Regions from separate parts of the Homo sapiens genome. Here all the other regions are linked to region 1. Evidence: chromatin loops called from intact Hi-C (ENCODE). Cell type or tissue: IMR-90. All regions are shown on one strand. Each heading gives the region's core, and the rest is flanking DNA. Links, peaks and the distances in the headings are about the cores only. Region 1 overlaps MSRB3 (methionine sulfoxide reductase B3). Region 2 overlaps MSRB3 (methionine sulfoxide reductase B3). Region 3 overlaps MSRB3 (methionine sulfoxide reductase B3).

Region 1 (10,919 bases), core at 1,778-9,777:
TTATTCATTTATTATCTTGGGAAAATATTTAATAGTTTCGTTTTTTCTGATTCTAGAACCAAAATTAAAGTTATGGGATCCTTAGGTTTTGTTTTGTTTTGATTTTTCACACCGAAATATAAAATTTATGACTTAAAAGTACTCTAAGGTTTAGGTAACAGATCTAATTTACTTCTTAATAGGAAGTTAAAAAAGCCTTTCAACGTTTCATAGACTTTGTGAGAATCCTGTATGAAACTTGTCACTGACCCTATGTTGAAGGAGTAAATACAGGGAAAAGAGACATTGGCTAATAGATAAATGTATGTAACTTTTCTGATGTACTGAGGTGATTATTACTTTTTCCCCCTTATTATTTTGTTAGTTTTTAAGCTGAAAGTTATTGTATAGTTAGAGAAGAAAGAAGAAAAGTTGTTACATAATTTTTCCTGACAAAATATGATGACTGGCTGGGTGTGGTGGCTCACACCTGTAATCCCAGCACTTTGGGAGGCCGAGGCGGGCAGATCACCTGAGGTCAGGAGTTCGAGACCTGGCCATCATGTCGAAACCCCATCTCTACCAAAAATACAAAAATTACCCGGGTGTGGTGGTGGGCGTCTGTAATCCCAGCCACTCTGGAGGCTGAGGCTGAGGCAGGAGAATCGCTTGAATCCGAAATGCAGAGGTTGCAGTGAGCTGAACTCACACCACTGGACTCCAGCCTGGGTGACAGAGCGAGACTCCATCTCAAAAAAAAAAAAAAAAAAAAAGAAGAAGAAAGAAAATATAACAACTATGAGTTTTGCAGTCAGACAGCCCTGGGTTTGAGTTGATAAGTCTACTTGCTGTTTGTCCTTAATAAGGTATGTTATAACCTCTCCACGCCTCAGTTTCTGTATCTGTAAAATGGGCATGACAGCCACGTTCTAGAATTATTGAGAAGATTAAATGTATTTATGTGAAAGTGCCTAGACATGTGCCTGGCATGTAGGAGGACTCAAATTTTAGTTTTATTTTCTTCCTTCATTTCCCACTTTAATCATAAAAACAAGATAAGGTGTGAGGAAAATACTGTTCCCAGGGAATTATTATAGAAAAAGAATTACCAATAAAAGATTGCTGCACACTAAATACTGGACCTGGCTATCTTTTAAAATACAATTTTAACCTCAGAATTCACTGTAATCAAAATGAAGTAAGTGCTAATGGCTGTGATCCTTATAGCAGATCTTTGAGGGTGGCAACACATAGCAAAGGTGACTTGCTTCAGGTCACGTGGCTGGGAAGCAGGCAGAGCCACAAAGCAAACTGTTGCTGTACGTTTATTTGTACTAATAGCAAGAGCTTCATACTGGGGCTTCGAAACAATACTGGCCTTGAGGCAACAACACAGGACAAGCTTCGCTATAAAAAGAGACTTTGGACATATTTCAATAAATAAAATATCCTTGGACTATGTTCAAGATGGAACTGATCTATCTCAAAGTTACTCTGTAAGGAACGGTGTTATGATTAGATACCAAAATGGCAATATTATCTCCTCAAATATGTAATTGTGTTACATGTGTGTACACACACACTCACTTGTGCCTTCAAAAGACACTATTAAACATTTAAATAAAGGGAAAAATCTTTCCCAAACATACTTCTAAGCCAATTTAGAGGTCATTGAACAGATGTCATATAATACTAATGTTAAATTACCCTGTGTAATAAGAAAATTACAGTACCTAAGTGAAGATAGTAAAGGGAAACCATCCAATGAATTACTCCAGAATTTCAAAATGAAATGATTTTTTCAAGATTAACAGTGGCACCATATGACTTTAGAAAAGTGAGTCTGATAGGGAGAAGGGAAATAAGAGACAAAAGTGAAGCTTTTCTGTGTTTATATATACCAATATTTGGTTCTGATGATAGAAGGGCTAATGTAATAGTATAGCTTTAAATTGTCCAGGAAGTATATTATTATTATTAAATGGTGTGGCAAGATATTTATTAAAATCTGACCAACTTCTCATTGAATTGTTTAATGTAAAATCACAATAGTTGTTTCTAGTCTACATATATTTCCTTTTGGTATTAGATATACTTTGAAAACCTAATTATTTTGAGAATATAGTATAACCAAAGAATGAAAATGTACAAAGTTTGACAACTTTAAATAATCACTAGTATTTCTTAAAGGACAAACCTCACTTACAGTTAGGAAACAATATTTATACTTAAGGTTGAAAAGCCAGGATGTAAAAAAATTTTGCTAATTTGGAAGATGACCTTTAAGTGCACCAAAACCAAATAATTTGTAGGCTATGACATAGGGCACATTCCTACAAAATTTGTGTGAATACTGCTTTAGTGGTTCTTGAAAGACAAACAAAGAAAGCTGGAATGAAATCTTTATTCCCCTCCCAAATAAGACGGAGACTAACAAAGGAGTACAGCAGCACTCTTTCAAGGCTTGCCATTAAAACGAGGTCTCTGTAGCACAGTTAATGAGATGTTTCATAGTGGAAAACAATCTGTTTTTAAGAATGTTTAGATCAAAAGTAATTTCTAATCTATGAAATAAAGTCTCTTCAATACCCTTCATTCACTAGTAAAGCTTTTATGTTTGTATTATTTACTTCAATCAGATGTTTTCAATTTTACCTTTTTTTCTTGTACAAATACTTGACATGGTTCATCAATACTGACCAACGGTTTTATTCTCTTCGGAAAAGAGAGATTCATGAGAGAGGGAGAATGAAAAAGAGAGAAACATCTTTGCCTAAATGATTTGCAAGCATCTGTGCTTTAAGCTACTTTTTATGAACACTCCTTAGTAAATGACTCAAGGTAAAAAGGCAGAAAAGCATCCAATGTTAGGAAATTGCAATCCAATACCATGTAATTTAAACCTGCAGTTGCTTCTCTTGTACTAAATGACATACAGATGGGTAGCTTAGTTCTCTCAACTTTGGGAACACAATTGGTCTTTTTGTATGAATGAACGTATATTAACAAAAATATTTTGGATAGAATTGTTTGATTTTAATTGTACATATTTTAATTATGCCATTGAAAAGAATAATTTTAACCAAGTCATTTTGTCATGTTAAGTTTGCATTTAATGATTTTGTGACAGTATTAACTAAGATACAACCCTTCCAACAAACACATGAGAATAAAATAATTTTTAAGAAGTCTGTACTGAATTAAGCAGAAACTCACCTATCACTGTTGACTGATTATTTAAGAAAGAGCCACTTTGCATTCAAGCTATTGAGAGGCTTGTTCTGATAGGACAGACATTTCTCAGGGAAACATTTCTACCTAACCGTTGATAACAGCAAAAATACAAGTAGTAGGTATTTGGATAAAGCCTAGGATAAGACGGGGTCCAGTGAGATGAGAGATCAACATGCCATTAGTGACATGCCTGCTGTGCCTGTGGATCTTTGCAGGCCAGGGAAGGGCTGAAGTATTTGTGGAAGGTCAGCAGAGGTGCTGTCTGACAACCTGCAGGCCCACTCCAAGGTGTATCTTGCTCTTTGGGTCTGGCTTGCTCTTTTGCTGCCTCCATTTTCTCTTGTGGAGAATCAACCGCTCTATCTTGGTGGCCCGGATTCTGCAAGCTGATATCCTTCTTCAACACCACAGTCAGGGTAACCGGCTAGACAATATTTTCCTAGTTTAAGGTCAGCGATCTCATACTATGACATTAGGTACCTTGAACGTAAAAAAAACGGGAAGCATTTCCACTCCTAATCATATTTCTTTATATTTCAAAAGAAGTTGCGTTTAGTATTTGGGAAACTAAGCAAGCTTTCTTCTAGTAACTTCAAAACATGGCAAGAACTCTCTACATTTAGGACCATCTGCAGGCCTCTTTCCCACTGTGATGGATGGCAAAGAAAAGCAATTTTACTGCAGTGAGTAATGGCTACCCTGTCCTGGAGTTATATTTCTTTTCAGTCATTTGCTCATGTAAAATAAAATACTACATATAAACAGGTGTTGTCTGAACATTTTACTGCAGGCTGTATAGGTTGAAATAAAAGCTGCCATTGTTATTAGAATCACATTAGAATTATTTCACCATTCAAATACAGTTAATCAGTAAAGTCTTCCTAGATATACTTTGCAAAAAGAAAATGTAGGTTTCTAAAAATATTCACATTTCCTTTTTTCTTTGTCTTTCTCCCTTTCTGTTTTTCCCACTCTTTCTTTGGAACTTCTTGAATCTGCATTAGTGAAAATGCCTTCTCCTGTAGTTTATTGAAAGTTTCTTGCTGCCCATTTAACATGGTAAGATACAGTCTTTGAAGAGATATACAGAATCTTTATACTTTGAAGGAGTATACAGAATCTAGTGAAGTTTCTGATGGAATCATGGAGAACAGTAATTCCTGGTCATAGAAAAATATATTTTTAGGGCTCAAAAATAGGATGGTAGTTAAATCATCCACAATGGAAATGGAATTTTGATGGTTTCAGGCTATTCTACTAAGTTGCAAAATTATTGCAGACTTACGGTTTAACATAATATGCCCATCATTTTATATATACAGTATAAATGTTTGTAAATAGACTTATGCTTTTGAATTTATTTGAAAAAAAAAGGGTTTCAGGATACTGGGAGTTATAAAGCATGTACCTTGTGAATGATCAGTGAATTTTTAGTATCACATGCTAGAGACTGGCTGTAGCATATTGTCACTGCTCCAGTGGAATCATCTGAATCTTAAGAAACATTCATTTTAAACGTAGAGAAATAATCAGCTGCAGTTCAGGTAAGCATTTCCAGTGCATTAGAGACTGGTCTGGTCATTGACAAGTGACTGCAGAAGCTGTGCTGTGGCGGTCAGCCAAAGCAATTATTTAGGATTCAAGCTAAAAAGGCTTCTTCTCCCATATCCTCTCTCTTTTCAGGGTCGTGTAGGGATAAAAAGAACTGTAAGGTGGTCTTTTCCCAGCAGGAACTGAGGAAGCGGCTAACACCCCTGCAGTACCATGTCACTCAGGAGAAAGGGACCGAAAGGTAAGGTGAGCTTTAATAAAAAGTCATTAAGAGCTAGATTTCTTCTCCCCCTGCCCTCTGCAGTGCTTTTCCTTGCCAATTAATTTAAAGCATTCTATACTTACTTGCTAAAGTCTATGAATTAGTATCCTTGAAAAGGTTAAAATGGTGTTGTTTAGGTTAAGACTAAGTTTTATTTGTTCTTTTCTCCATTTAATGAATACTGCATATCTGATATAAAGTCACAAAGCTTTTGTTAAGGGCCTGTTTTTAGTTTACTACAAAATGTGTGGAAGTAACAGCGATTTAGGTACATTTTTTGGGAAGACATCACAGTAAGCAAAACCATGAGGGACTTGGCACTATGCCAGGATGCTGAAATTTTGAAGGTGGCCATTGTAAGTATAGACGTTTTGGCTGCAAAAAGAAGGTAGCATAATTTAGTTCTTTTCTACCCAACTCCAATTTCTTTTTGAAGCACATGTGGAGAAAGTATTTATTGGCTCATTTGTGGTTGGAATGTCAAAAATTTTCAATAACTGCCCTCACATGGCTTTGGTCCTTGGAAGTTCGCCCTAAGTCCTGAAAAAAGAGTTTGTTCACTTCCAAGACTGTTTTTAGTGAATAAAGCCTCTCTCAGCTGATTCCAGCTCAAAGGTAACTTGCCAAGGTCCGACGACTTTGTTGTCTAATTTATACCATGGAGCTTGGCGTAAGACCGTAGCTTACCTCTGATCCAAATTTATTAATGATGTAACTTCTTGTTTTCATTCATGAACTGAAAGAGCTCTCTACTACACATGGGATCCCTGTTAACAGGCAACACTCTCTTCCTGTCACAGTATCTACTGTTTACTGAATTTACCAAATGTTGAATCTCTGACGAAGTCCAACCTTAGCATACAATGAGCTAGCAGTGGACTTCAGTCTCAGCTTGCGAGGATTTCTATCCGTTCTGTTGTGTACATGACTAGCAAAATGATTTAATGCACACAAACAACCAGAGATTAGGTCATTCTTAAAAATTCTGTTTATAAAAAATTTGGACCTCATAAAGAGGGTGAAAGGATAATAAAAACAAGCTGCAGAGCACATAGACTTTTTGTTGGGCTAGCACAGCTGATTTGTATTAGCTGAATGACCTCCTAGCCTTTAAGATTGTTAACTTAGAAAAATATTCCCTTAAAGCTGCAATATTCCTTTTCAAACCAAAAAATAAGACTCCTTCCACTTGAAGTCTTGGACCCTTCTGCATTTTCTGGTATATACTCTTGCACACTGTAAAGTAGCAAAATCTTATGTAATGTTCTTTCTGTGAATCTAAACTACAGGCTTTTTTTTTTAATAGAAAAAAATCTTTTTCTAAGCATTACATAACTAGATGGCTTGATTTTTTTATGTAACTTGCACTAGTTTGGAGTAGTTATATGCACATTTTATTATATAGATTTGAAATATATTAGTAAAGTTCAGATTTCCATATGTTTGGTTTGTTTTCATTCTAGTACAAAAAGCCCTTGAAAGATTTATTAGAGAAATATATTTTAAGCAAATACATTCTGTAAGAAATAATGCTAACTTTAATTTTTTAAATGATCTGTTTATTTATCAGTGCCTTTGAAGGAGAATACACACATCACAAAGATCCTGGAATATATAAATGTGTTGTTTGTGGAACTCCATTGTTTAAGTAAGTATGTTGAAAACCTATAGGTATGGCTGTATCATAGATGGCAGCAAACTAGTTATTGCTTTTTCATCTTAGAATCTTTCCATTGCTGAATTTTCTTCTGTTTGTTTTTCTATTTCCATTTACCCCCAACAAAACAAAAGTAATTATTGATTTCATGGTAAATTACCAGTGTGACAGACTGGCTGATTTTGCACTACTTGGATCTTTAAAATACCCAACATTAACTTGTTCATGTCAGTAACCATGGTGCTTAGCAGAGCTGTGAAAGAGATTTTGGCAAGCATAGAAATGTTTATGCATTTACTGATTTTTTAAATCTTCAAATGACAGCCTTAAATATTTATTGGAACATAATGAAAAGTTCTTCATGTATATACTTCACATTGAATAAAATCCACCAAGTAGATTATACTTTTGCAATGAAGGGAAATACCTGTATTGAATGTAACATGGGAACATACCTTTACATAGGTAAGCAAATTATGTAATATGAGGTTAACAGTTTTTGCATAGATTCAAAATCTTTATTTTAAAGATCCCAACAGTTTACCATAAAACAGGCAGCACACTGGACTTTCTGACTAAAATAGTTCATTCAGATAGTGTATTCTGGAGATTATGGATGTTATTCAAGAAAGGGAAATCTTTACCAAAAACTTATTTATCTAGGTGGAGAAAATTCTAGAAGCCCTATGCTTCCCATGGGTTGCTGACTTGGGGGAATAAAAAGGCAGAAACCTTAATTGGGAGTAAATGTCATTGGCTGGGTGTGGTGGCCCAGGCCTGCAATCACAGCACTTTGGGAGGCCAAGACGGGTGCATCACTTGAGGTCAGGAGTTCGAGATTAGCCTGGCCAACATGGTGAAACCCCATCTCTACTAAAAATACAAAAATTAGATAGGCATGGTGGTGTGCGCCTGTAGTCCCAGCTACTCGGGAGGCTGAGGCAGGAGAATCACTTGAACCCAGGAGGCGGAGGTTGCAGTCAGCCAAGTGTGCCACTGCACTCAAGCCTGGGCGACAGAGTAAGATTCCGTCTCAAAAAAAAAAAAAAAGTAAATGTCATTTATTTAAAATGGAATTACAGAGTTTCTTAGGGGAAATAAATAAACAAGGATCTGATACTTGTAGCTAAAACACACTTAATATCTCTCCATAAATGTTTCTCTTTTAAAAAACCAGCATTTACTGATTTTCCAGAAATAACAGGAAACAGTGGTTTCCTTGAAATTAAAAAAATGTTTCTTACATTGCACAAACCTTATTGAACATTACCATTGGTTGAGAATCTGTTCTGAATTCTTACGTATTCCTTCTGTTAAAAAACCGACCCTTCAAATTGTCACCCATTTCCTCTCAGAAAACACACTCCGTATATAATGTTTCAACACCTTTAGCTTATGTCATAATAGTTGATATAACACTTAAGATAGTTGCTGAGCCATGTTAAACTTGTTAATATCCCAAATGGTAAAAATTGGCCACATCCCCTTTACTTTTTGATTCAGATTCTCCATCCCCTTCCCTACCATGTGATTCACTAAAGTATGGGATCTAAAGAAAACTTACTGTTTTAAATAAGAAACAGAACCACTGTAAATGAAGGGTTTAACCCTTGTGAGATTTTTGAGTCACAAATCCTAAAAGCAAGACCCTTATCCAAACATAGATGCTAGTGGGAGTCAGGTTTCACATTTGATGTGATATTGCCTCTATTTCATCTACTTCTGTGCTTACAAGGAGAGCTTTTATTTTCCACATTTATAAGGAATGTGATTTAATACTTTCATTCTACTTTTTTCTTCTTTTAATTGTTTGCTTCTTTTTTACTTGCTTTCTTGTCTATTTTGGGAAAAATTCCTTGCTGTATCCTTCACTGGAGAATGTAGTCGAGTAGCTCATTGGTCTAGTGCCAACTTCTGTATGTGTACTTTCCTGAAACTGATATGTCTGAGAGTCTGTGGTTGGCTGCGTCTTCCTCCCATCTCCTCTATCATGACCACCCTTCTCCCACCTCACAAAAGATGACATACCTTTCACCCAGCCCAAATCTTACCATGTATTGCCCTGGGGTACAATCTCCAGGGCATCAAACAAAATGACAGTTCGGCAACTTTAAAGAGACTCGAAAGCAAGGTTAAAAAAGTGTTGGTAAAAAATAGTGAAATCGTATTTCACCTTGGCAAGGCTCCTGGCACAGCACAGTCCACCTCCCTGTCTGCCTGCTTGTCTGTCTCTCCATCTGCTGACTGTCCATTCATTTTCTACTAGCCTACTTAAGTGAGAAGGCTGCCATGAGAACATGTATTCATATCTTTATTCAAATGAACAAAAACGAAATAATTGGAAGTCTTTTTTTCGGACACAGAATACATCCGATTTGGTTGATTAATTTGACAGTGAGGACTGGCTTTGTAAATTATATGGTGGACTTCATCTGCTCAGTGATCTAAATATGTATCTCTAAGGTTTTGTCAAATCTACATTTTACGTATGTGTAAAGTACACAAAACACCAGAAAATTAATCTTCTGCAATTTAAAAAATTTCTGATAAGACATTTTAACTTAATTTAAATATATGAGGAAGCATGTATCAGTCAGCACCCAGTCAGGACACAGAATACACAGTATTTTGAACAGTAAGGTTTACAGAATTATGAACTGTAAGAGAGGATTGTGGTAATAAGGGATTGGGTAGTAAGAAATGAAAAGAAATTCTAAAGAATACAGGAATAGCAGACATAAGAAACAATCATGACTCCTAGGAACTGAGATAGATAGCCCTAGGAATCCTCTGCACCCCTCCGTACACACAGGGCTGAGGGCTAGACCTTGTTGGAGAGGGCATGGCTGTTGCCACTAAACAGCAGAGAAGTTGTTATGGTGCCATGATGGTGCAACTTGCTGGAGCTTTCCTGAAATCTGAAATTTGCTGGAAATTTACCCTCTGGGATGCTGGGGAAAGCTGTTTGCAGGGCATCTCAGTGGAGGCGCTCCACTACCAAACCATGTGAGCGGAGCGCCAGGGGAAGCTGCTAGCCGCTGGGTGCTGCTCATCGCTGTGCACAGAAAGCAGCACCTGGCACTGAAGAAGCCACTCGTGTAGCTGGAAAGCAGAGTATGCTACCTAAGCTGGGTGCAGAAGGAGCTGTGTGCTCTGCAGGAGTTGGTTGCTGGAAAAGCTGCGTACACGGGAGGAGATGGGTGCAGGAGAGTCCAGTCACATAACAGGAGCCTGGCACTAGAGAAGCTGCCCACATTGCAAAAGCCTGGAAGCAGAGAAACTGCATGGGCTGTGGGATCTGGATGTGAAATATGCTGCAAGCACTAGAGGAGCTTGTTAAGCAAGCATCCTGAAACCAGAAAGGAAAGGGCTTTTGCTCCTGGAGTCTGTCTCCTGTGCCCTCAGCTGGCAAAGTTAGACCTCATGCTGGCTGACAAAGAAAGAAGTATTTAAAGGGCCCAGCCCCATTTTAGCAGAGCAGGCAAAGAAGATGGATTTAGAGGCGAGAGGCTCTAACTTTATTTGAGCACAAAGTCTATTTTTTAATATCAAAATTCTTTTAGGGGTTCAGGAGCAAAAGTTTCAAAACCACTCACTAGTCTAGTAAATTAATGTCACTATCAGGGGCCCTGTAGGTAATTGGTTTTATGCTTTGAACAAAAGTGTAGGAAACAATTGAGGTGTGTGTGTGTGTGTGTGTATGAAAAGTGTGTGGAGTTTCCGTTTGTTAGAAAGGAGTGAGGGTAGAAAACTAGACAGAACAGATTAACTAGAGGAACCGTATGAGAAATACTAGTGGGAGGGAAATAGATAATACAGAAGAAATAAGAAGAGTGCTGAATTTCAAGTATCTAATCACACCGGGGCCTGTTGTGGGGTGGGGTGAGTGGGGAGGGAAAGCATTAGGAGATATATTTAATGTAAATGACAAGTTAATGGGTGCAGCACACCAACATGGCACATGTATACATATGTAACAAACCTGCACGTTGTGCACATGTACCCCAGAACTTAAAGTATAATAAAAAAAAGAAAAGATCATTTCCCCCACTGCTATTTCTGTTATTTTATTCACACTTAAAGTATATGTGTGTGTGCATGCATATACGAGCATAATCCTCATCATTTACTTGACTGCTGTGTGTATTTTACTTCCTCACAAAAAAGGCTATTCAATTATTCTCATTTCATTTTCAAACTTGTACTCTAAATACATTTCCTCTCTGAACAATATAC
Region 2 (10,919 bases), core at 1,620-9,619, 140 kb after region 1:
CAGTGGGGCGGGGATGTATGTGGTGCCACAGATACAGATGAACACCTTTCTATGTTTTGAGATGATGCTCTTCCCTTAGTAACCTAAGGCTGCTATGACTCTTCCAGAACACCCTGTGGCAAGTATAATGAAGCCATAACTATCATTTTCAGGGGACTCAAACCGTTTCTGAGGATTTTTCTACCCCCATCCTCAACCCATATATTTGTTAGCAAATAGTTTTCATAGTCTTTTTCTAACTATAATTTCTCTTCCTCACTTTTTTTTTTTTTTTTTGCCTTGGATTAGGGACACACCTAGAATCAGTGTTTTCCTTTCTATTTAACCAGAATACTAGTACCAGATTAGCAAATGAAACTACAGGTTGAAAACTCACCCAGTTCAACAGATTCAATTACTGTAATTTGGATTTTTAAAATATGATTTGGGAAATTAAGACCATATAACTCATTCTTAAACACCTTCAAATATATCCTCACTATGCTTTATTTTTGGTGTAGAATAAATAGAAATATTTTCTAAAGATGCTCAAGAGATTATTAGCAAAGGCAATATCATTTATTTTTCCCAGATAGCTGCATTCTCTCATTAAACACACACACACACACCCCTAAGGCTTTTAGGTATATGAAAACTTCATCTCTTAAATGCCAAGTGATCCAAGTGCTGGAGCTGCATCTGAGATCAGTAATTGTGCACACACACTGGTCACTGAGAGCACTGGTTCCTGTTGGACAGCACCTTGACTATTTTGGTAGGCAGAAATGGGTGTTTCCTGTGTCCGTTGGGCAAGCATATGTATTTTTACTGGTTCATCTTAGCTGTGGATGCCTAAAAATTTGGCATCAATTGTTTATAGAAAGGAAAAGCAGTCTGACCTGTCAGCCTTGATATTACCTAAACCTGCATCGAATGTGGTAAAATAATACAAGATTTGTTTTTTAGGCCTGTTTCATATTTTCTAGGCAATAGATCAAATCAGTTCAGGGTTCATTTTTAGCTCTTTAATAAACTGACAGAGTTTGCTGGCAGTGAAATGAGAATGCACTTTTAACATGGAAGTGCCATACAGTCAAAGTTGCTATTTCTGCTATTTATTAATAACTAGGGAATACTTGAGAATTGAGCTTAGCATGTTCAACAGGGAAACTAAGATTCTAGTGCTTTTCATTGTAATGAGCACTTTCTCTCATTTTTCTCTCTTCATCTCCATTTGGTGTCTCATCCCCAGTCCCTTGTGAATTCATACTCTTTCCTTGAAACTTATAAGTGTTTTATACACCAAATCAGCACAGTGAGAATTAACAAATCATTGATATGCTTTTTCTCTCATACTCTTACCTAAATCTTGACTCTTCCCTCTTCTCGAAATGCCCTCCCCTAGAGATACACTTCTTCCAGGTCCTTATTCCAAAGTCACCCCAGGTAGGCCTCTTCTGACCACCCTATCTAACATTTCATATCACCTTCCTTTTTTGCTCCCTTAGCATTGCTTTCTACCTTCCATGCTTTATAGTTCACTTGTTTTCTTGTGTACTGTCTGTCTCTCCCACTAGAATGTAAGCTCTATGAGGCCAGGGATTGTTGCCTGTACTCCAGAGTCTAAAACAGTGCCTGGCATATAGCAGGCACTCCATTAATAAACGAATGAATGGAAGTCATTTACCCCAGGCTTTGGTTTCTTTGATCCATGATAAATGATGGATTTTCACAGCCTGCTTGAATATGGTGCACCAGTGTCTCCATCTCGTTCGCCCCATCCCTGATGGAAAAGGGCAGTAGATATCTAAGTGTGACATGTACCTTCATCTCCTGGAGCTGTACCCAGCATCAACGCAGTTAGTGTAGGGGTGTTCACTGAGCCAGCCTTTTTGGAGAAACTTTCTCTGGGCTTTATTTCTCTCAAACACCAACATGATGTTCCTTCTGCCTCTGTCTAGACCTTAGGTCTCTTCTTCCCCAGCTTTTTGAATAGTCAGTAAAATTGATTTTAGCTAAACAGCTTATTGCTTTTCTTTATATTAGAGTTCATTTGGATAAAGAAGCCAGCATGACACTACTTGTTGGAAGCCAGGAAAAAAACAATTGTGTGTGCTAGAGATGTTTCCTTTTGCTACATTTGCAGCCCTGGTGACTGTGACATAAATCTATTGAGCCTTGCCATTGCTTCGCTGGGTTCCAAGAACATCCAATACTTGTCTGATGTTAAGTTTTACTGCCCATGAAAGCAAACATCACCTCTGTCATGGCCAGTTAAACAGTATCTTTTCAGTGGACTTCTGCATATCTGAAACCCACCCATCCAAAGCCAAAAGTAATGCCGGGGGAAAGATTTTATGCTGCCATGTTTCTTACAAGGGAAGATCAAGGGTCAACTTGATTCATAAAATTACTGCAGTCATTTTTCAGCTGGCTGAGAGACTTCACAGATCAAAAAATACGTGGCTCCTAAATGATTTCTGATATGCACAATTCTAGTGTTTTTTGTTCTCAGCATGTGGCGCAAAGCCTGCCAGAAACCATCTTTGCGGCTATTGACAGGCGGATTAGAAATCATCCACGATGGTTTCCTTCATTTCTCTACAGGCTGGTCATCCATTTAAACTGCTTAATGTGAATTCCTCTCAAAGCCTGCTTTGTACATGCTTTTCCCTGACGTTTTGTTCTTCTCTTTCAGTGTGGTGCTCACCTTGGGCACATTTTTGATGATGGGCCTCGTCCAACTGGGAAAAGATACTGCATAAATTCGGCTGCCTTGTCTTTTACACCTGCGGATAGCAGTGGCACCGCCGAGGGAGGCAGTGGGGTCGCCAGCCCGGCCCAGGCAGACAAAGCGGAGCTCTAGAGTAATGGAGAGTGATGGAAACAAAGTGTACTTAATGCACAGCTTATTAAAAAAATCAAAATTGTTATCTTAATAGATATATTTTTTCAAAAACTATAAGGGCAGTTTTGTGCTATTGATATTTTTTCTTCTTTTGCTTAAACAGAAGCCCTGGCCATCCATGTATTTTGCAATTGACTAGATCAAGAACTGTTTATAGCTTTAGCAAATGGAGACAGCTTTGTGAAACTTCTTCACAAGCCACTTATACCCTTTGGCATTCTTTTCTTTGAGCACATGGCTTCTTTTGCAGTTTTTCCCCCTTTGATTCAGAAGCAGAGGGTTCATGGTCTTCAAACATGAAAATAGAGATCTCCTCTGCAGTGTAGAGACCAGAGCTGGGCAGTGCAGGGCATGGAGACCTGCAAGACACATGGCCTTGAGGCCTTTGCACAGACCCACCTAAGATAAGGTTGGAGTGATGTTTTAATGAGACTGTTCAGCTTTGTGGAAAGTTTGAGCTAAGGTCATTTTTTTTTTTCTCACTGAAAGGGTGTGAAGGTCTAAAGTCTTTCCTTATGTTAAATTGTTGCCAGATCCAAAGGGGCATACTGAGTGTTGTGGCAGAGAAGTAAACATTACCACACTGTTAGGCCTTTATTTTATTTTATTTTCCATCGAAAGCATTGGAGGCCCAGTGCAATGGCTCACGCCTGTGATCCCAGCACTTTGGGAGGCCAAGGCGGGTGGATCACGAGGTCAGGAGATGGAGACCATCCTGGCTAACATGGTGAAACCCCGTCTCTACTAAAAATACGAAAAATTAGCCAGGCGTGGTGGTGGGCACCTGTAGTCCCAGCTACTCAGGAGGCTGAGGCAGGAGAATGGCGTGAACCCGGAAGGCGGAGCTTGCAGTTAGCCGAGATCATGCCACTGCACTCCAGCCTACATGACAATGTGACACTCCATCTCAAAAAATAATAATAATAACAATATAAGAACTAGCTGGGCATGGTGGCGCATGCATGTAGTCCCAGCTACTCCTGAGGCTCAGTCAGGAGAATCGCTTGAACTTGGGAGGCGGAGGTTGCAGTGAGCTGAGCTCATACCACTGCACTCCAGCCTGAACAGAGTGAGATCCTGTCAAAAAAGAAAAGAAAAAGAAAGCAGCATTCAAATGTAAGACAACTGTAAAATATTGAGCCCCACTTGGTCTAAAATTCAAAAAGAAGAACGCCTGTCCATCGCCTTTTTATAAGTCCTTCTCTCCACACCTAAAAGCAGCTGCAGCTGGAAGGGCACAAATTCCACTGTGTAAAATAAAATATTAGGGGCAACACACTTCATCAAGGCAGCAGGAATGAGAGAGAGCAGAGAAGATCAAGGATGAAGTCTTGGGTACTGAAAAATTCAGTGCTGGGCAGAAAAACTGACAGGGCAGTACAAGTAACAAACAGAATCCAAGTGGGGTGGCCCTTGTGCACAGAGCTCCAGGTGACCTCTGGAGAGACATGGGCATTCACATGGAAAGCTAAAACGGAAGCTCAAGTTTCATACTCAACATAATCTTCTGTGTGACAAAGGACAAGCCATGTAGCCTCTCTGTGCCTATTTCTTCATGCATAAACTGGGACTCATAATATTTGTAAAATGTATTGATACTCTCAGGGCAAATTCACTATATTGCTATACAGTTGAGATCAGTGTTGTAAAATTAAACTGATCTGGTTCTAATTGCCTCAAAGGCCAAAGCCCAGGCATTTGAAATGGAAAGAAGCAGAGAGGAGGCTGACTTAGCTGATTGGTATGGAAACAGTTGGGCCAAGAGCCAGAATTTCCCTTTGTAGCAACACGGCTAGTTTTACTTTGAGAAGCTCTGCTCAGCTGCTTTATAACATTAAGTCTGGCGGAATGGATGTCACTGTGCACAATAAAGTTTTCACAAGTATAAACAATGGTGATGTAAGTCAACATTGCTGTAGCCAGGTGTGAAGGTTGTATGGTGTGTGACGAATGTACATCATGTTTGTAGGTTTGGATGCTAATCTTGAATTGTAGTTTAAAAAATACGTATTTTTGTAACTCTTTGAAAGTTTATGAAGACTGACAGCTTTCCTTGTAAGCACTAAGAGAAAAAAAAGAAAGAGGGACATTTGACAATTTTAAAGAAACAACAAGAAATTAGAATGAAAATCTGTGACAAACAGCGTCAGTGTGGCCATGTCCACATTCCTACATGTCTCTCTCTACAAGCACCTCTCTAAGAAGCCTGACATCCCGGTGGACTCTTTATAGTCATGTACACTTGATTCCAGATGAGCTCTGGTCTTATCTGGATGCTCAGATAAGAGGTTTCTATCTGAGCATCCAGATGTTCCCTCAGGTTCCAAGACATTTCACCCCAGGCCCTGGGTTCACTCTGGAATTCGTAGGCTTCACGTCTCTCTAGAAATGACGTGTAAAATTTAAGACCAGACCTCAGCCATCAGCGTCCAGACCATCCTAGAAGTCTTTCCCAATCTCACAGAGAAAGCCCTAGTATTTCCCAGTGACCCCAGGATTCCACGTTGGGGTGGCCAAAGAAATAGGTCTCTCAGGGCTTTGCCACAGCCTCCAGCCCATCCTTCAGAGGCACACACAGCACCTCTCGGCTGCTCCAGCTCTGTAGGATAGCCTCCCCTGGGGTCCGTGGGACGCGGGCCACAGTGTTGAGGTAGACAAGGAGGATCAGTGAGAGGCCTCTTCCCTCTCCACAGAGACTGGATTGTCATTGTTCCTTCATTTATATCGTAGGGCTTAACATTTCACTCAAAAAAAAGCCCCTCTTTTTCTAATCCTTAGTCTTTGTTTCAAGGAAAGCCAGTTTTTCTTCTACCACATTTTCCAGGATCGACTTTAAGAAAAATGCAACATCTATTGAAAAAAAGTGGGGTGTATGCATGTGGTTTAATTCCAGATTGCTTTTGGGTTTAAGTGGTATCAAATTTCAGTATATTTCTGTCTTATGTGAAAGAAATATATTACTAAAACGTCAGTGAGCAATAATGTCAGCTGTCAAGCACTAGATTTATTTTTGCAGGATATGGAGTGCAATGAACTGAGTCAATATGGCAAGGTGTATGTGATCTGTGGGAGTTATGCCATTTAACATAGGAAGTGCATGGGACTTTCCCTCTCTGCACTCCAGCTCTTACTGTACCATTAGAAGATGCAGAATTCTGTTGGTGTGCAAAAAGTATAGCCTTACATTCAAGCAGAATGGATCTGAAGAAAGCAGCAATATCTGTTACTAGAGAACATTCCCATGTGTTTAAACTCTTCACTTCTTAGATGCATTTAAATTCTTAATGCAAATGACGTAGCAATTTGAAAACTTCTCCGTATTACTTGTGTTTAAAATGTCTTGCTTTAAATACAAAACAAATGGTAAAGGGGATTATCTTTTGTTTAGATGGTTAAATATTATTTTTGCCTTAGATAGCTTTGTAATAATTTTTCTCCAGACAGTTCAACACTTTTGAAAAATGACATGAATTTTCATTAAAAACCCTTTTCCTATGTTTATTGTATACAAGAATTATGCAATAAAATTTCTTTATAAAAATATTTTCTTCTTTGATTCCTGAAGACTCCTTTTATTTTCAGCACAGATACATGGACTGGAGTTTGTAGCAGACTGTTCTGTTTGCCTCCTTAACCAGCTGACAAGTCTGTAGTCTATATGGAGAGCCTTTCATCTGATGCAGTCTTTGGAAGTTGGGTCTCTTACAGTAGGGTCAAGTCCAACTCTCCACACCACAGGCCCTGGGAGAGGCCTCCAGGGATCTGAAAGACTGGAGGAAAGGGAAACATTTGCAGAATTACTCAACCTTCACCTCACCTCAGCAAAATCTTCAGCAGCTTGTGTATGTTTCTTGCTTAAAATATGGATTTGGGAGTTCCACCATAAAACTCTGTGGGTAAAAATGCAGGAATGATACCACGCTGATGCCTTGGCTTCTGTTAAAAAATTTGACAGGAAACTTACACTATCATTGAGGGTTGTTCTCTGTGGAAGTATATTAGGAGCTTTCCACTGCTTACAGATGATTTCACTGATAAAAGCCATCTCTACAGATAAGTTTTGGTATTGTATTATTTGTTGTTGAAATGTTGAGTTGTTTTGTATTGTTGATTTATTTACTTTAGGAGGCAGAAGTGGGATGATGAAGACTTTTGTTCTTCAGCCAATTCTTTAAGTCATACTCCTGGTATCTTAAAATTCACAGGCCAGCAACTTTATGTAGTATACCTTAGAGCACTGCTTTTCATAGTGTAGTCCTCAGACACTGAGGTATCAGCATCACCTGGGAACTTGCCAGAAATACAAGTTAATCAAAAGTTCTGGGCTGGGGCCTTAGCAATCTGCATTTTAGAAAGCCCTCCATGTGATTCTTGTGCTTAACCACTGCCTTGGAACTTTTAGTGAGAAAACTTCAATTAGTATTAATTTTAAAAGCATTTATATCTGACCCTCGAAAACGACTTTTTTTTCATCAGTCCTTTTCTTTCTATAGGGGTGGGTGGATAGTTTTTCCAAAATGTCATGCCTTGTAGCGCTTCTCGTCCCTCACTGCCCATTTGTCTTGTCCAGGAGGACTAGTCTGTCCTCATTCACTAGCACCACTTTAATTCCTATTAGCATTTCTGGACTGAGCCTGGGCTGCCCAGTGGTGCTTCCCAGTGCCTTTCTAGACCACAGGATGTCCATGGCAGGGTTCATCACAGTAATTCCAAGAATTAGAGAGCAGACTTCAGTGTATAAATTTACATATCACCTTTCTCATCTCTTCTATTTTCTTATACTTCCTTTCAAAATTATCATCATTTTTTTTAACCATTTAAGATATTTCTTCAAAGGTGCCATGTACCCAAATCTTCAACTCTTTCTTTTTGTCAGAAAACTGCTGTTACCTAGATCTTAACAACAAAACGACTTTTGGAAGATACTGACATTCGAAAAAGGTTGAATTTAAAAACTGTGTTTGGGACAAGCTTACTAGCACCCCATACAGGTTTCAAACCAGAGCTCATGGTTCTTTACACAGCAGATTGAAATTTCACCATATTTTGATGATTTTTTACCTGAAAAAGCCCTCTGCCATAGAAGAATATTCTGGCAAGAATGCTTCCCATACACTTACTCCCAAGAGGTCAGTCTTGTGGGCCAGTCTAGGAGGAATTGGCCCAAAAATGACTGTAAGCTCTGAATGAGGCAGCTCTGACACCCCTTGCCCAAAACACCTGAAAGGCTGTCCTGTGGGTGTAAAGAGCTTTTATGGAACCATCATGAAATAAAACCATGGTGACCTGAAATTTGGTAGCCAAATCAGATTCCTAGCCCACATGAGATTTTCCTAATTTTTAGTTGATTACAAAACCATACCAACTTGTCAGATTATGAATGCCAGGGAGTTAGTTTCTTTCTTTCTTTCTCTATTTTTTTTTTTTTTTTTGGAGTCTCACTGCTCTGTTGCCCAGGCTGGAGTGCAGTGGCATGATCTCAGCTCACTGCAACCTCTGCTTCCCAGGTTGAAGCGATCCTCCCACCTCAGCCTCCTGAGTAGCTGGGATTACAGGTGGGCACCACCATACCTGGCTAATTTTTGTATTTTTAGTAGAGATGGGGTTTCACCATCTTGGCCAGGCTGGTCTTGAACCCCTGACCTTATGTGATCTATTCACCTCGCCCTCCCACAGTGCTAAGATTACAGGTGTGAGCCACCATGCCCAGCCAAGGAGCCTCATTCTTATTTCAAGGTTTTCAACGCTCCTCCCTGCAGTGTCTACCCTGCTATTCCCAGTAAGCATATACTCACTCACCCTTATTATCATGGAACCAGACAAATTTTCTGGAATAAGCAGAAGGGAAAGTCAGTCAGAAATTAATAAGTGCTTAGTTCAGCACAGCCCCGACATGGGCAAGGTATAGAAGCGTAAATAACTAGAAAGCAAAGTAAAAGAGGTTTTATGTATAAATACAGCCCAGGAGAGAGTCATAATTGTTAAGTTGCAGTTGCCTGAACTTTATTCCCATGGCCTTCAATCCCACCACAGGATTTCTTTTTACCTTAATGATACTGTGGATTGAATAACCTCTGTCAATAAGTCAGGCACTTGATCCATTATTTCTACTGTGAGGTAGGTAGTCTTATCCTCATTTTACAGATGATAGTGCTAACAGCTCAAAAAATTAAGACAAATTACATAGCTAGTCCATGGCCAAGCTAAAATTGAAATCCAAGTTCCTGTGACTTCAAACACTGAGCCCCTAGCTCCACTCTGGGCTGCCTCCCATGTAGGACACTGGCTACTTGGATAGTGTTCAGCTGTGGTGGGTTTGAACCTGGGGGAAAAATGTATATAGCATTTCTTATTTGTTTCAAGTTAACTGCAATTCACACTTCCGAAACACATTCTGCATTGTGACTGTGTTATTTCAGAGAGGCCTAATTAAGCCTTCGTACGTCTTGATTTTCTTACACTTTGGTGACAGAAAGTTTCATATTTTTCTTCAAAGGGCTAACTTTAACACTCCTAATAATTCTTTTTTTTTTAATTAAAACAATTTTTTTACTTCAATAGCTTTTGGGGTACCAGTGGTTTTTGCTAACACGGATGAATTCTATGGTGGCAAATTCTCAGATTTTAGTGCATCCATCACCCAAGTAACACTCCTAAGAATTTTAACTACCACAGCAAAAAAAGTCCTATTCTGGATTCATATAGAAAAAAGAAAGAATAGAGGTGATACTAAAGATGCATTTAACCAAAATATTCAGTTTCTGGCATAGCTGATCCAGCTCATCCTTTCTCATCCAAAAAGATATAAAGCCCAGGTGGTGGGGGTGGGGTGGCTTTACCAATGTCACTAAGTCAGAGTCTACCATGGGAGGGTGAAGAAGGAGGACAGGTTCGTGAGGGCTCTCACCACACTCAGAGCATGTCTGCAGGACACATGATGGACCTATCCCAGGAACTGATGGAATAAAGAGGTTTGTTTCTGTTTGATTACAATTCATGACAGATTGATAACTGCAGAGGCATTCAAACTTGGGGTTTTACCCCCCTTCTCTTTAACACCAGAGCTTATAAGGCTATTCAGGCATCTGGTGTTTGTTAGACGGCTGTGTTGCATCATCCTTATGATTGCTGGGGAACATCTCCTAGCATTCGAACGATTGGAGGAAAGACTATGGGGCACAAAATGGCCTCATCCGGTTTACATCTTTATTACTGGCTTCTCGCATACCTGCTTACATCTGGAAAAAATCTCCAGGTAAACCTCTTGGGCTCTTTCTCTAAAGAGTAACTGTAATTATTAGGGCTATACCCGAATTCAGCTTAGAATAGGTATGTCGCTGAACTTCAGCCAAAACCCTGTGCCTGTCTAAAAGAGATTTTCTTTTTTTACATCCAATTACATAGGAGGGGCCTTTTGCCCACACATGGCCAGTGGGGTTCCTGATTCTTTATGCCCAAGGCTTCTATTTATGCCCTTAGGGAAAAGACAGGGAAACTTTAGGGAAGAAACAGAGATCTCTTCAAATCTCCTCAGTGTTTTTTCCTCACTACCAAATCCCAGAATTCTAATATGGATTGCAGATCATGTCAAAATTTTACAAATGCTAAATCTTTACCCTGCTAGGTACTATCACAAACTTTACCTTACTAACCAACAGCATCAAAACAAAACAAAGAACAACAACAATAAAAATTACAAACAAAGCCAACTACCATCTCTGTTTCCAGCCTATCCCTCTAGTATATGGAGTTCATCCATTCAGCATGATTTATTGAGCACGTACTAGGGTACCAGGTACCATGCTTGGCACAGGAAACCCCAAACTGAATAAGACTCCCTGCGTCATGCAATTAGCTGGAAAAACAGACCTGCAGCTAATTATGCATAATACTGGCATGTTGCATAGGGTTATGCAGAAGTGTGAATAAAATGTAATGAAAACTCAACTGGGAGAAGGATGAATTATCCTCCCCTAGAAAAGGGATGAAGCAGGGAGAGTGGCAGTCAAGGAACTTCACTTAGAGATGAAAG
Region 3 (10,919 bases), core at 1,636-9,635, 100 kb after region 1:
AACTCCCTTAAATGTGATTGCTTCTTTCCTCTGGCTGTTTTCAGAATTCTCTCTGTCTTTAATTTTTGACAGTTTGATTATAGTATGTCTTGCTGTAGTCTTACTTGGATTGAATCTGATTGATGATATTTATTACCTTCCTATACCTGGATATTTGTATCTTTCCCTAGATTTGGAAAGATTTCTGCTATTATTTCTTTAAATAAGCTTTCTGGCTCTTTGTCTCTTTATTCTCCCCCAAATCCTATAGCATGAATATTTGCTCTTCTGATGCTATCTGATAAATCCCTTAAGGTTTTATTCCTTTTCATTCTTTTTCTTTTATTCTCTCTGACTGTATTTTTTAAGATAACTTGTCTTTGAGTTCATAGATTCTTTCTTCTGCTTAATCAGTTCTTTTTACTTCTCTATGGGTTTTAAATTTCATTCCTTGTATTTTTTGGCTCCCTAATTTCTTTTTTAAATATAATTTTAATCTTTGTTAAAGTTCTTGTTTTGGTCTTACAGTGTTTTCCTAATCTTATGGAATTATTTCTCTATATTGTATTGAAGTTTGCTGAGCTTTCCTAAAACAATTGTTTTGAATTCTTTGTCAGGCAGTTTGCATATCTCCATTTCTTTAGGGTCACCTACTGGGAAATTATTGTGTTCTCTTGGTAGTGGTATGTCTCCCTGGTTTTTTATGTTTCTTGTTGCCTTATGTTAATCTTTGCACATTTGGTGGAACAGTCACCTCTTCTAGATTTTATGGGCTAGCTTTGCTGTGGAAAGTCCTTCTTTTATTGGGGGCTTCCAGGGAACTTGCTGGGTGGGGGATGTAGCAATTCTAGCACCAGTGAAGGTGCAGCTGTGTATGTCTCTGCAGCTCTGTCAGCTGAGGTCATTGTTGATGGAGATTGCAGTGATACTCAGCAGCTGATACCACAGTGGCAGTGAGGGTTTCTGGGTTTTCTGTGTCCATAGTGGCAGTGGCAGTGAGGATTGTCCACAGTGGCAGTGAGGGTTTCTGAGTTTTCTATGATAATGGCAGCTAAGGGCCTCCTGATTTCTTTTTCTTTCACTGAGGAAGTTGTGGCTGAGGGGATTTCTTTTGGCACTGGATTTGGCTTGCAGGCCCACTCGCAGTTTGGTGTGGCACTAGTGTCTGATGAGTGGTGCCCATGGAGCAGCCATGGAGCTGAGGCCTGAAGCACAGGCACAAAAGGAAGGAATATGGCTCTGGGCTCTGGGGTGTAATGGCACTAGTGTCCAGTGTGCAGGCACTCTCACTGCCACACTGATAACAGTATGTAAAGCTCAGATTCTTGTAAAGTAGCCGGGGAGTCAAAAACTAGAGCACAAATGTGTGTAGTTACAGTGGTTTTGGAGTCAGAGCAGGGCCTAGCTCACTGTGGTGGCTGAGCTGGTGCCTGGAGTGCAGCCATGCACAGCAAGAGCTTAACTCTAGGTTCTGGAGTACAAATTAGCTTGCTAGTAAGCTCCAGTGTCTGAAATGCTCCAGTGTCTGAAATGTGGACAAACCCAGTGCAGCCACAGGACCCAGGTCTAGAGTGTGAGGACTCAAGAGGTGTCCAGAGTTGAGGCACTTAGGGGATTTGGAGAGTTGGTGGCTTCTTTCCCAAAGCAGCTCAACAGTGGCCACTTCTTGGGTTGGTGAGGTGTGTGTAGCTGTGTCTTCCTCTCTGGGGTTCCCTGTGAAGAATAATGGTTTGTTATTTCAGTGGCAAAAGATATTGTTGTCATCTGCAGAGCAGGCTGCTGAGGACCATGGTGGTTTTCACCACATGGCTGATTCAGACAACCTCTGCTATTCTTCTTTGTTCTGGGCAATATCCTGGCATCTCAGGTATACTGATCTTACCAGTTATTTATTTTCTGTGTGTATATTTTTTTTTTGCTCCACTGTATTGTTGCAAAATCTTAAATAGGATCTTGGGGACTCTCTGGGGTTATTTTGTTTGGAGATAGCTGTCTATGTTTATTTTGGGGGTGCTAAAGGGAGAAAGCTGATATCTCCTACTCTGCCATTGTGGTTACATCCCTATTATTCATTTATTCTTTTAAACACCAATTCAACACTTGCTCTAATGGACTGGGCATTGAGTATATATGGTACAGCATAGACTCAGGCCCTTCCTTAATTAAGTGAGTTTTTAAAATAAGTTTACAAACAGGAGTACGACATTATTGGCACTAGCAAATCTAATCATGTAACCCCTCTGCCCAGAGTTTTTCCAAGGGCTTCTAATTGACTATGGGATGAAATATCCCTCCCTTTGCATGCAATCAAAGGCTTTCATGACCTAGACCTTTCTCTGTCTATGTTCAATTTCTCTACTTCCCACCCCCATCTTTAGCAATTGGTATTTTAGAAAACGCTAAACTAATTCCCCAGAATGCATTGTGCTGTTATTGTTGTTTCGTGCCCCTACATATGGGGTGTCCTCCCTTGGAATATCCTTTTTTTCCCCATAAGATAGACATGGGGTTTCTTTCTACTAGAATTATATGCCCCTTGTAAAACAGCTCTCTTATGATTACTTACCAGTCTCTATTGTCTTTATAATTTTTTTGAGGGTGGGACTGTATGGTTGCCTCTTGTTTTACCCTTGGCCTCTAGTATAGTTTTAAACACATCCATTAAGTCAATATCTACTGCCTTAGGGACAGGAGATACAGTGGCAAACAGACAGGGCTCCTGCTATTAAGGAGTTACTAAACAAGGAAACAAATAAATGGGATGATATTTGATAGGAGCTATGCAGGAAATAGAAAGGATCTATTTAACCCTTTGATATTGTTGATCCCATGATAGGGAATGATGGTGGTAGGTGGAGGGAGACGCTCATTTAAATAGGCATTTCAGGGAAAGCCTACTGAGGAGGTGATATCTGAGCCAAGGTCGAAAGTATGAGAATACAACCACACAAAGAGCTTGGGGGAGTGTTCAAAGCAGAAGAGAAAGCAAGTATTTGATATGTTACGGCAACCAAGAGAAGACCAGTGTGGTTGAAGCACAAGGGGAAGAGTGGTTTGAGATGTGTTTGGAGAGGTAGGCAGGAGTTGGATCATGCAGGTTTTTGTCCACCTTCAAATATTTCTTGAACTGAATGTGTCAAGCCTGAAATCAAATTCTGCATATTTTGTCCTTATCCTCCAGCATATCCTTAGGCTTCATTTCTCTCCAGCCATGTTCCCACTGGGCCCACTGCAATAAGAGTAAGAGTGTCATACATTTCTCTCCAGTTTTATTAGTGGGATTTTACCAGATCTGGAAATATTAAAGGAAGGAAATTGTTTTCAGTGTTTGGTCTTATGAGTAGGCCTTTAACAACAGCTATATCATAATGAATTCAGGATGATGTGAATGATGATTGCAGAGGAACTGGATATGCACAGTTCATACAGACCTCTAAGTAAAGCTTAGAGCTTGTTTCATTTGCTTCTGGTTTTTATCTCAGTATGATCCAGCAACCTAAAATAATGAAAGAAGAGCTCCATTTCCAGTGACCAGTTCAGTCCCTGCACTAGCAGAAAGTTAGTGTAGAATCCAATGCAAAGATCACATGTAAATTCTAGAAATTTTACTACATTTTTTTTTCAGAGATGACAATTGAATTGCCTGCTTTCCTTCCTTCCTTCTTTCTTTGTTCCTTCCTTCCTTCTTTCCTGAGCACTGAAGGATGTAAGTGCTGGTTTGAAGAATCTAAAAGGCTTCAGGGTAACAGTGAAGTGGACGACACATTCTTCTTCCAGCTGCTGCTGTTCACAACACTTCTGACAGTTAAAATACATCACACATTCTCTTGTCCTTTTAATGTAAACATTTACTGTTTTAAGTGGACTATAGAATCAAACCAAAATAGAAGGATGCAGACTGATATTTCAGAGGTGAAGCTAAGCACTAGACTAAATTAAATAAGAGTAATTTGCAATCTAACACATAGTTATAATACATATTGTACATTATACTCTGTTTGTCCCTGGGAAAGATTAAACAGAGGGCTTTCATTGCTTGCTGTATTTTTACAGCCTGTTACTAGAAAAGAATTTCATATAGAACAGGCAAAATTTTGAATTGGAATTAAGTTAAAAATAAATGGAAAAAGTAGTAAGGTCAGGGTAGCCTCCTTGGTGTTGATTTTCTCCTATGCTTAAGCATCATCTGAAAGTCAAGAAAATGATCGCATCTCTAGTTTTTGTTGTTTGTTAATTTCCTCAGGAAAAACTTGACCTCCTTCTTTCTTATTACGTTGGCATCTGTCTTAAGCCTTTGCCTTCAATTCTTATAGCTTCTTTCAAATTGTATTAAATTTGAAGACTAAGAACCTTCAAAATGACTCACATTTGAATCCTGGACCTACTCCTAAGCTGACCTGTTCTAGTTTTTAAAAATGGATGTGAAATTTTGCTTAGAATCCTAGAAGTTAAAAATGTGACATCCTACAGAATGCCACTTCATACAGGCAAGTCTGGTGCCCTTAAAGTTAGTTTTACCCTGAGAGGAAAACTTAGAAATGAATACAAGTTCAAGTTTGCTCAATTTCTTGTTTTGCTTAAAATTTGCCTACATAACACATAAATTCATCAAACTCCTTTCCTAGTGACAATACTTCATTAGATTACTTTAGTGAGTATTCAGGAGATTTTCATCTTATGAGTCATAAAATTCTTTTATTCCCCAAAGAATTTCTGGTGTCTGATTGGAATTTCACGTCTTTGTAGTTTTAGCTGGACTCTTTGAAGCAGTTACTTCCTAAATGACTGTATTCCTGAGGCCTGCATGTAATACCTGGGGAGCTGGGTCACAGGTTGACTCCTGTTTTTCAAGAAAATTGAAAAATCAATCTCTTTCATTGCTTTAGTCTTAGTAATTTTATTCAGAAATTTTCTTAAACTTTTTAACCTCCTCCTGTCATGACAGAGAGGTTTTCACTTGCTGCCTATACAGTTTCCAGCATTAATTTTTTTGTGCCTACTTAGGCCCGTTTCTGTCTATTTCTGTGAATACATCCCAGCGATTTAATGTTAGTATGTTTCTTGCCTTTCCTGTCAGGTTTTCATCACTCGTTTGGTATAAAGGAAAAGGGGATAGAATTACAAATATACTGGACCATGTAGCTATCGATGAGAAATGTCTTCAGATATCCTTTTACTTTTTTCTTCTTCTTCTTTTTTTAAAGTTCTTTTTGAAGGAGGTGAAAGTCAGGTTATAGTGGAAAGCCAGAACCATTGTGTGTTCCTATTTGAAAAATCCTGGGAAGTGAACATGATACTTTTTGACATGCGAGTTTCAGAAATTCTTAGTGATTATTATAATACACACTCCGCTTATGTGCAGAGCTTCATCTGCATGCACAAGTCTTTGTGTGTTTTAAAAGATAATGCCTAACTCTTCTGTTTATAAATGGCAGTAGCTGAGTATGCACAGAAGAGACTGAAGTCTAAGTCTGGATGTGCTATTTGGCTACATTCAAACAGCATGGGACAAACACAAAATGTAAGGCTAGTAGAATATTGACACTAACAAATTATTCGGAAGTTGGTTATTAGGAAATCTTTCACTGGACTTCAGTATCTTTGGTTTCTTTAAGAACAAATCTAAAATTTTACCCCAAAAGCTAGGTAGTTATATATTATTTGTATTATGGCTCCTTCAACACATAACTTTTTTAAACTTTTAAATCAATAAAAGAAGGGATTCTGTCTATAAAACACAAAGGAATACACCAAGTTAATGTTTTAGTTGATTAGTATATTATTTTGAGAGTAGAAAAAAATCAATGCAAAATTACTTGCTATTCACATATATGCAGAAAATGTAAGTCCTTGGAATGTAGCACACATTATCATTACATAATCTATATCCATATGCTGTTTATAACAAGCTGAAATGTTATACCCTTGAGAAAAGAACCAGATTCTGGCACAGGACTGTTTTGTGGCAAGGAAAGATGAATGGATTCCAAAATTTTAAAAGGGGGGAAAAGCTTGATGGTTCCACAAAAAATAAGAGTTGAAATGGGGATTTAGAGATATATATGTTAACACAAGCTGACAATTAAAGCAATTAATTTCCTTCTTTATCTATATCCCCTCCTAGCTCTTCTAATCCTGACTAAGGTAAATGGATTGACTCACCTTTTTAGCAGATGAAGATAGGAACAAAGATATCTGGCATTACAGCCTGTCTCCCCATCCCCCGCCATCCCCATTTGTAGCTTTTTTTTTTACAGATGTTTTTTTCCATTAGTTAGAATAGTTAGTTCTTAAAGCAGTTAGAGACAGATCTGTACCAGTCAGAGAAGCAGTGGTTCAAGCCTGTTGGCTTAATTGCTTTGAGTATGTTGCTAATGATGCTGGGGCCACATGTTAGATAGCCAATGTGAGCGTTTTTATGCAGTGGAAAAGGTCTTTCTCCAGACAAATATTGTACCTCTAATCCTTTTATGAGTAAATCTGAGATAAAGGGATTTGTGAATTTGTCAGTGACTCATTAAAAATATATTCTGAGTCCCTTAGGATAGCTATTATTAAAAAACAACAAAATAATAAGTGTTGGAGAGGATGTAGAAAAATTGGAATCTTATACTAGTGGGAATGTAAAATGGTACACTTAATGTGAAAACAATATGTCAGTTCCTCAAAAAATTAAACATAGAATTACCATATAATCCAGCAATTCCACTTGTAGTTATATATCCAAAAGAATTGAAAGCAGAGACTCAAACAAGTATTTTTTCTCCAGTGTTTATAGCAGCATTATTCATAGTAGCCAAAAGGTATTTTTTTCCTTGACTCTTTTCATTTTAGTTTCTTCTGTTACAAATTTATCTTTCTTTAAAATTTCTTATGGAGTCATATTCTGTTAAAATTTTCTTTAGAGTGTGAAGTATTTGTGGTTTGATTTCTTTTCTGTTTTCTGGGATAAAACTTCCAGAAAAAAACTTCATCTTTTTTCTCCAAGTTCCTCTTAGAATTAAAAAAAAATTTTTTTAATTGTCCATGGTATTCAGTGCAACCACAATTTTCTAATGTCAAATTTCAGTAGTTCTTCTGGTCTCAGTCTTCTGCAGTACCTCACACCATCATGCACAGAATGGTGTGAGGGAGATACTTTACACCATGGCCCACAGACCTGGGAATTATCACTCTGGCCTTTCTGAATTTCATCACCCTCCTGCTTCACTGTGATGGTCTTTCTCCAAGGTTGTTGTATGATATTGATAGCTTTCCTAGCTTTCAGGACTGAGAAAATATTTGTCTTTTCAAAAATTCATTTTGTTTCATTTAGTTTCTGCTTAGGGAAATCTTTAAGTCTCTACACTGCTCCCTTCCCCAGGGTTGCTATTTGGGTTTATATTTTGCATGTCTCCAAGATTCTCTCTTAGCTTCCTATCCTGCAGCCCAATAAGAGACGACCCATTCCACTTGTATATCTCTGGTGCCTCACTAGATGTGGCAGTTCAGGTTTTCTGAACCACCTGATCTGCAGGGAGTACTTGATCTCTTCCTTTATTTTCAAAGATCTTGGCATATTCTTTTGAAATCCTCAGTGGTGGAGAGTCTTTGCACTTTGAGGTGCTTACTTTTCTAAGTGTGAACAAATTACCCTTGCAGCAGTCTTTTCTGGAATCTTTTGGCTTAAGGGCTCCTCATTTAGTGTATGGGGTCCGTCCTTTCTCCATTTTTTCTTTTTTTGAAAATTAGACAAGTAGAATCTTACTGTCTGCTTTGTATCCACACCTAGGAGCTAGACCTACACATCTATGTCTACATTTCATTTCAAGTTCTTGACTCAACCCCCTAATTTCAGTCCAGCTCCTTTGGAATTGGCATTCCTCCTTTGATCCTTCTGCCCCAACTCTGGTGTCTGTCTCCTATAGGATTTGGCTGAGATCTGCCCGTCTACCTCTGTTCTAGAATATCCTTTAGATCACTTTGTCCACCCAGGGTGCAGGCAGTTTAATATCTAGTTGAGAAGATAAGTCTAACATGGTAAGACAACAGACAATAATATGAACTATCACCAAGTAAGTTTTATTGTATAATAGGTGTTGATAGGTGTCATAGCCATTCAGAAATAGTGAAGAATATTTATGGAAAGCTTCAGTGAACAGATGGGACTTGAAAAAGATATTAATAAGCGTTGGGACTTGGAGTTGTAAAAATTCCAGTCCAGTGAAGGAACATGAATGACGGAAGAAGGTGGGAAGGAGCTTGGCATATGGATGCAACAATGAAGATTTCCTCAAAATACTCTATTTTCCTTCCATTAATGAGATAGTAAATAGGAGGCTCTTAAAGATTGTTTCCATCTGGAGGTTACTATCATGTAAATTCCTTACATTTGTGTGGTGATTAGCTATTTTAAATGCACTGATATAATTATATCATTTGGTCTTTGTAACAGCTTTGTAAAATCACAGATGAGTAAATCACATCCTAAGTATCTTGCCAGAAATTTCATTGCTCATGCATAGTAGAGCCGGGATCGATTTAGGCAGTGAGAATCTTGTGTCTGGGAGACCAGTTAGATGTTATCTACACAGAAAATGGTGAGGCTCCAAGTTTTGATGGTGGCTGTGGAATGGAGAGGAAGGGATGGAAATTAGAGGTAGACTCCACGGCACTTAATGACTAAGTGGATATAGGAGTACCACATATGTGCTTTGAATATTGGTAACTGAAAGAGTTGTGATGCCATAATTAAGAGACAGGAACATATATGTAAGTCAAGTCCCTGATTTGTAATTTGAAGCCCATTTCTTTTGTTGTATAAGAGGTGGTAAAGATCTCTTTCTGACTCATTGCACCTTGTTTAAAATTTTTTGTTGCTTTTCCATCTTTTGGCCAAGATCAAATCTATATTTTAAAATGTTTTTCATATGTTTCAAGACTGTTTTGAGTTTACTCTTTAGTATTTTCTCTGCCAGGCTACGTAATCCTAGTTGCTAGTTTATTTAGCCATTTCTATAGGGATGTTTTTAATGCTTTATTATATTTGTGATTGTTTTCTGAATCTTTGCCAGCTTCTCCACGTGTCTCTCTGATGTTAAATTCAGATTTGGTCATAATATTTTGTCAGAGCTATAGTCTGAGCAATATTGATTTTGAACAAAGAGTAGTACATCAAGTTTCTTAAAATTTGTACACCTGTTTGTTCACAGCAGTATAATGTTACACTACACTGATGACCCAGATTCAGGTTATATTTTCTATAAAGCACTTTGAAAGATTTTGATAACATTTTGTGGAGATTTCTAGGAAAGATTTGATAGACTTGGAGGCAACATTTCTTCTACTCTGAAAGGTAAAGGTCTTGACATTCATTTCTCATAAGAAAGGAATTTATCAAAGTAGCAATAAAAGATAAGGCTAGAGTTAGTAACCCAAGGTCTGTGAACCCTGAAGCTTGGTATATGTATTTGGATTAATTTTTTTCTAGGGAGAGTCCAGATATTTTGTCCATTTTTTCAATAATAGATGTGGCATACAATTAAACTGTATCTTCCATGCTTTTTCCATTTAATACATCCTACTTAGAAAAGTTAGATAGTGAAAAATGATTATATTCTAGGAAAAGTCATGGTAGTACACCCCAGGTAGGAATGAGAAGTTTCAATATAGTGTCCCTGGAATATTCAGGCATAGGCTTTAGATAAGGAGTTCTTAACCTGGGGTCCTTGAATTAAACTTAGAAGATCCATGAATTTCGATGGGAAAAAAATCCGTATTTTATTTTCACTAATCACAATTTCCTTGAATTATGATATATGTTACAGATAACCCACAGAAGTACCTATAAGTTTGTCACCAATAGAAACCACAAATGTTTTCATATCATAATACAGTCATCACAGATATCTCAAAATAACATTTACACTAATTACTACTTCCAAATTATGATAATTAGTAGATCCACCATTAAAGCTTGTTATGTAATGTGTTAATAAAGAAGCACATATTTACTATATAACGCATTTGTTTTTTTTCAGTATTTTGATAGCAGTATTTAAAGATCATTTTTCCATTGTAATCCCATATATTTGTTCTCATGCATTTAGAAACATTTTCCTGTAGGCTTTGCCAGACTTCCAAAGGGTCTGGAACAACAATAAAAATTCAAGAAACCCTGATTTGGGTGTTATAGCATCATTTCATCATTTCTAGAGTTTTTTAATTCACTGAACATTAAGCAATTCAGGATTTCATTACATAATGTTGTTTATTGAGAAGAAAATTTACAAAAATCATTAATCATCTGGTAGAATGTGAACTTTTCTAGCTTTCAGAAATGTTTCTAGCTTCTTACTATTTTATTTCTGTTCATCACTAGTTATATTCTGTAATAGACTGTCTCAACTTGTCAACTCTCTGAGCTGCCACAGAGATTGTTTGGTGTAGGATTTAGAAGAAAGAATTTTGGAGACAATCTTGGATTTACATGCCAACTTCACTTAACGGTGCACAGTAAAGTGGCCTTGTGAAAGGTACATAATAATCTCTAAACCCCAGTTTCTTTACCTGTAAAATGGGAATAAATAGGATGTGTACACAATATATACGACAATAAATGTAAAGCACTTAGCATAACATCACAAATAATAACAATAATACTCATTGGAGATGGTCCTGTGTGTGGCCTTATACTTTCTATTCCAGTTTTTCTGAACCTCTTGAGCTAAATAGTGACAGTAATTTTGGTATGGACAACTTGAGTAAAGTTTTTGCCCCGTGGACTAAGGGGCCAGAGAGCAGTGTCAAAAAGCATGATGGCAGGATTTTGAATGTGACAGATCATGGAAGGAGTTTGACTTAAGGAGATTTATGGACTTCAAGAGTAGAGATCGGCATAGCCACTTCTAAGTGTACTCAGCCTTCTTGCTCCCGGAGACTAAGAAGCGGCTAAACATCTG

Evidence for each region. Hi-C counts contacts between places; a loop is a spot of excess contacts. Peaks named below come from ENCODE experiments on the same cell type or tissue, not always from the same donor. Only the 100,000 strongest peaks of a DNase experiment are listed, where the experiment ranks them.
Region 2: it touches region 1 in a loop (2.4-fold over the local background); 2 of 110 quality-filtered maps call a loop at or near these places.
Region 3: it touches region 1 in a loop (2.2-fold over the local background); 4 of 110 quality-filtered maps call a loop at or near these places.

What each region holds. Positions count from the first base shown.
Region 1 is chr12:65,321,930-65,332,848 of GRCh38, forward strand. It overlaps MSRB3 (methionine sulfoxide reductase B3), which reads left to right. Exons shown (of 7, transcript NM_001031679.3): 3 at 4,897-5,005; 4 at 6,597-6,674. Among named protein-coding and RNA genes, the nearest start is that of MSRB3, 49 kb to the left of the region's middle. In IMR-90, for the core only: no CTCF peak of the experiment used is centred there; DNase peaks (open chromatin) are centred at 5,532, 5,922 and 8,582; H3K27ac peaks cover 1,701 bases.
Region 2 is chr12:65,460,478-65,471,396 of GRCh38, forward strand. MSRB3 (methionine sulfoxide reductase B3) reads left to right here. Exons shown (of 7, transcript NM_001031679.3): 7 at 2,678-6,430. The coding sequence ends at 2,845. MSRB3-AS1 (MSRB3 antisense RNA 1) reads right to left here. Exons shown (of 4, transcript NR_120431.1): 4 at 6,340-6,657. Among named protein-coding and RNA genes, the nearest start is that of LINC02454, 140 kb to the right of the region's middle. In IMR-90, for the core only: no CTCF peak of the experiment used is centred there; a DNase peak (open chromatin) is centred at 4,654; H3K27ac peaks cover 591 bases.
Region 3 is chr12:65,426,426-65,437,344 of GRCh38, forward strand. The region is part of intron 5 of MSRB3 (methionine sulfoxide reductase B3); the gene reads left to right. Among named protein-coding and RNA genes, the nearest start is that of MSRB3, 150 kb to the left of the region's middle. RefSeq lists an enhancer at 4,108-5,307. In IMR-90, for the core only: no CTCF peak of the experiment used is centred there; a DNase peak (open chromatin) is centred at 4,696; H3K27ac peaks cover 1,089 bases.